Linked DNA regions of Homo sapiens: region 1 is linked to region 2. A link is an interaction called in ENCODE POLR2A ChIA-PET data of the cell type or tissue named here. Cell type or tissue: OCI-LY7. All regions are shown on one strand.

Region 1 (2,500 bases), 190 kb after region 2:
ATTTTTTGAGATGATGTCTGGTTCTATTGCCCAGGCTGGAGTGCAGCAGCGGGATCTCGGCTCACTGCAACCTCCACCTCCAAGGCTCAAGGGATTCACAGCCTCCCAAGTAGCTGGGACTACAGGCACGCACCACCATGCCTGGCTGAGGCAGGAGAATTGCTTGAACCCGGGAGGCGGAGGTTGCAGAGAGCAGAGATTGAGCCATTGCACTCCAGCCTGGGTGACAGAGCCAGACCCTGAAGAAAGAAAGAAAGAAGGAAGGAAGGAAGGAAGGAAAGAAGGAAGGAAGGAAGGAAGCAAGGAAGGAAGGAAACATCAAGCCAAAGTGTAATGCTAGGCACAAAATATGCACTCAGTTAAATGACACCTATTATCCTATTATTATCATCATCATCACTAAGGTCAAAGGTAAAAAGACAAATGGCCTTACCTAAACAAAGCTTTGTGTTTTTATACTTTGCTGTGTTTTCCTACTTAAGTTGGTCTTACTAGAACCTATAATCTGAAGCGATAAGTTCTGGCACAGTAATATGATTATTATGAAGTTGTAACTCCATTGTCTAAGCTGGGGTCCTCTGTGAGGGGGTGTGGGGCAAGGAGGTAAGTCATCTTCAACTCACCCTGCTAATATTTTCTGCAGACAAAATCTGATTATGGCAAGTAAAGTTGCCTTAGATAAGTTGTATCACTTTTTCTCAAAAAAGGGCAATTGAGAGCCAAATAGAGATCTTCCTTTTTCTCTTTGTGAAATTTCCTTTGGTTGTCCTTTTTTGGATCTTTAGAGAGCTTGATGGAGGGATAAGAAAATAAGAATGAAGATCAATATGCAAGGTGTTGCCTCTTGAACTTCACTGCAATGAACTAGCTCAATTTAACCTCCCGTGTATACGTTCCCATATAAGACATTACTTTTACAATTCATCACTAAGGGAATGTGTCCTTTAAGGAACTGCTGTATTTTGTATGCCCATCTTTCTGCTAGCAGGAACTTAGGTGATAACTTCCTTTGTTCCCCTTTCTGCCTGGTTACAAGGAAGCTCAGAGTAAAATTTACTGCTCCGTCATAACAAAAACATATTTACTTTCTCTGGCTCCTCCTTTTGATACTGGTATTCTCCTTTCAAAATTGTTCATTATTGTAACCTGTCTCAACTCAACATCAGGGAGTAGTTTTTTTTTTTTTTTTTTTCAGTAAACTTGAACCACCTCTTAGCCTTCTCTCAATTACTAGGTGTGAGTTCAAAGAGGCCTTAGCAGCTATCTATTGCTTGACAAAAGTCACAAGGAAATTTCCACTGATGTCCATTCATTGCCCCATAATTTGTTCCAGCTGTTTGTTTCAGTTTTTGGAAGCCACTGGATCATGAAGGTTCAGGGACAATGTGGGAACAAGTAGTGTGATCATTACCGTAAATCTCCCACAAATCTTGATATAGGAAATAATTATCATTCTCATTGAATTATCCTCATAAAGGAAACTATACTCAGGCTAACATGGGGCCCATGAAGATAGCTTCTTTTGCACTGATTTGAAAAATGGGCACTTCTGGAAGAGATAACATATGAGTTAAGTCAGTGAATCACAGCTATTGTTCTGGAAATTATATTCAAATCTAGTCAGTCCAAATCTGAGAACTCTATTTGTGATGCAAATAAAAAAAATACTTCTACTTAGCAAACCAATGCAATTTTGCATATCATTCAGATTGGTTACCACTTTAAATCTTTTCTGATAGAGAGATAGAAGGGTAAACCATGCGTGAATTAACCACATCTGACGCTATTCATTTTCCTTCAACTGCAGGTAATTATCCTGCATAATTCTCCTATGCATAAATTAAAACTGCATGAATTAACAATGAGCTTGTTTTCCTACATTCAGTAATTAAGACAAAATTGATCAAGGGATACTTTACATGTGGGCACGGATCAGACAAAAGTCCTCACAAAAGAAAAGGAATGATTCCTTTTTTCTCTCAAGTTTGTTTTTTCTCCATTTTCCTCCCCTTTTGTGGGGTTGTTCAGATCTCTGAGGCGTCAATCGTTTGCAAGAGGAAGGAGAAGGCACGCCACTGATATGGCGTTATTTATCAGCATGCATTGCTTACTTGGAGAAAAAGTGCCCATTTCATTTCCTGATGATAGGGCATCTTTGCAGACACACAGCTTACCCAGCTGGAATAATGAACCTTTCAGATGGAGGATGTGAAAAATCTTCTTCTTGATTATAATAGAAGCCTGAAGAGTCTCATCAACGCCTTGGTATCAACTGAGAACCTCAGCCTACGTGGACAGTCTCTGTTTCGAGTTGCTAAGCCAAAAGATCTGGCAGCCACAACTCAGCTAAGTTATGTGGGAGAACTCGGGCTTTTTGAACATGCTACAAACTGGCAGTTGCTGTGGGAACTGTGGCTCTGAATTTGGAGTCTGTGTATTTACATCCACAGCCGCAGCACAGCCCAGACTCTGATGCCAGACGGCCTAGGTTTAAAACCAA
Region 2 (2,500 bases):
AATATACCATATGTAAAATGATACTGAATTGTACTTCCATACAATTCAAATATTAAATTATTAGTATGATCATAAGCATATCAAAAGCATGCTATTAGCTACTAAACAATAGGAATAAGGTTACTTCAGCCTTAAGGGGCTTATTATACTGCTGAAGAGGACAAGTACAGCCAAATATAAAACCCAACTTGCTTCAAATCCTTTCCCAGAATAAGATGTGGTTATCTGTAAAACTCCAATTTTTTTTTTTTTTTTGAGACGGAATTTCGCTCTTGTTGCCCAGGCTGGAGTGCAATGGCGCGATCTCGGCTCACTGCAACCTCCGCCTCCTGGGTTCAAGCGATTCTTCTGCCTCAGCCTCCCAAGTAGCTGGAATACAGGCATGCACCACCACGCCCAGCTAATTTTGTGTTTTTAGTAGAGATAGGACTTCTTTATGTTGGTCAGGATGGTCTCAAACTCCCGACCTCAGGTGATCCATCTGGCTTAGCCTCCCAAAGTGTTGGGATTACAGGCGTGAGCAACCGCGCCCGGCCCAAATTGGGTTCTTATCATCAAACCACTATAGGAGAAAAAAAAAAAAGTAACAGTAAGTAACACGGGAACATTATGATTTTGGATTGCGCCTTTAAAGATTAAGAGGATTTCCCCAGGACAAAGTAGTAATGGTAAGTAATCTGATAAACGCTGACTGGGCATGGTGGCTCAGACCTATAATCCCAGCACTTTGGGAGTCCAAAGCGGGAGGATCACTAGAGGCCAGGAGTTTGAGACCAGCCCGGGCAACACAGTGAGATCCTATCTCTACAAAAATAATTAGTTGGGCATGGGGTGCACACCTGTGGTCCCAGCTACTCATGAGGTTGAGGTGGGAGGATCACTTGGGCCTGGGAGTTCAAGGCTGCAGTGAGCCATGACTATGCCACTGCACTCCAGCCTGGATGACAGAGTAATACCCCATCTCACCATCTCAAAACAAAACAAAAAAAACAGCCATACTAGGAAACAGAACCAACACAAAAACAAATGTGTTAAAAACTGAAATACTATTCAAGTAACAAAGCTGCAATATGGTAAGCAACCAGGGTGGGTGCAAGAACCGGTAACCACACTGAAAAAAGGTTTGAGTGAGACTGAAAAAGGCCTTCCTTATAGTTCTTTAGCATTTCAATTCTATCATATTGAATATCCACTTATCTGAAAAGAAATGGTACACACACACACACACAAACACACACACACAACTTCTCATAAGCAGCATGAAAGAAGTAATTCCCACAGAAGTAACGAAATATTCTAACAGTCAGGGGAGGAGCTAACCTTGGCAGTAGCATTAATAATGAAGAGAAAAGAAGAGATACATTTTAGTAGTACCTCCCAGCACTTCACAGTACACTGAAGAACTCAGTATTTAAAAACAATCCTTATTCTGGTTCCGATTATATCCTCACTACCCATATATTCAGGTTTTACAGTGCTTCAAAAGGCCAGGCACGGTGACTCACACCTGTAATCTCAGCACTTTGGGAGGCTGAGGCAAGAGGATCACTTGAACCTAGGAGTTCAAGACCAGCCTGGGCAACAAAGTGAGACCCCATCTCTACAAAAAATTAATTAAATTTTAAAAATAAGTAAAGTGCTTTAAGAGTCAAAAAACAAAAAACAAAAAAAAGAGGCCTGCAAGTTAACATTTACCATTCCTTTTCTCATTTTCTTTGAGAAAGAACTGAGTGAGTTATATTTAAGGCCCCTCATATAGGATATTCACACATTTTAAATTACTTCAGAAAAGCAAATTAGTTCTTACAATATTAACCTACTTACTGCAGTTGAATTCTAAAGTCATTACCTACATCATACTGCTTACACTCAGTCCAGAATTTTAAGATTCTATAATTAATATAGGTAAATTTTCACAGTACAGGGTAGTGAGTTAAAAGCACAGTCAGTCCAGGCTTTTATCCTATTTAACTGCCTTGGGCCTTATTTACCTAATTTCTGTCTCAGTTTCTTCCTATCTACCCAGTTATTTTAAGGACTGAGATTAAATATATATAAAGTAAGAGAAAGTCTAAGGCCAAGTGTGGTGGCTCATACCCGTAATCCCACCACTTTGGGAGGCCAAGCCAGGCAGATCACTTGAGGTCAAGGACACCACCCTGGCCAACATAGCAAAACTCCGTCTCTACAAAAAAAATACAAAAATTAGCTGGGTGTCATAGCATGCGCCTATAATCCCAGCTACTCAAGAGGCTGAGGCACAAGAACGGCTCAAACCTGGGAGGCAGAGGTTGCAGTGAGCCAAGATCACGCCACCACACTCCAGCTTGGGCGACAGAGCAAGACCCTGTCTCAAAAAAAGGACGGGCATGGTGGCTCATACCTGTAATCCCAGCACTTTGGGAGGCCGAGGCGGGTGAATCACGAGGTCAAGAGATCGAGACCATCCCGGCCAACATGGTGAAAACCCGTCTCTACTAAAAATACAAAAATTAGCTGG

The links. ChIA-PET counts read pairs that join two places held together with the same protein. Peaks named below come from ENCODE experiments on the same cell type or tissue, not always from the same donor. Only the 100,000 strongest peaks of a DNase experiment are listed, where the experiment ranks them.
Region 1: POLR2A ChIA-PET joins it to region 2 with 5 read pairs; 4 of 35 experiments call an interaction of 5 or more read pairs at or near these places.

What each region holds. Positions count from the first base shown.
Region 1 is chr6:24,897,778-24,900,277 of GRCh38, forward strand. The region is part of intron 1 of RIPOR2 (RHO family interacting cell polarization regulator 2); the gene reads right to left. Among named protein-coding and RNA genes, the nearest start is that of RIPOR2, 37 kb to the right of the region's middle. In OCI-LY7, no CTCF peak of the experiment used is centred here; no DNase peak of the experiment used is centred here; H3K4me3 peaks cover 751 bases; H3K27ac peaks cover 1,616 bases.
Region 2 is chr6:24,710,028-24,712,527 of GRCh38, forward strand. The region is part of intron 3 of C6orf62 (chromosome 6 open reading frame 62); the gene reads right to left. Among named protein-coding and RNA genes, the nearest start is that of C6orf62, 7.9 kb to the right of the region's middle. In OCI-LY7, no CTCF peak of the experiment used is centred here; no DNase peak of the experiment used is centred here.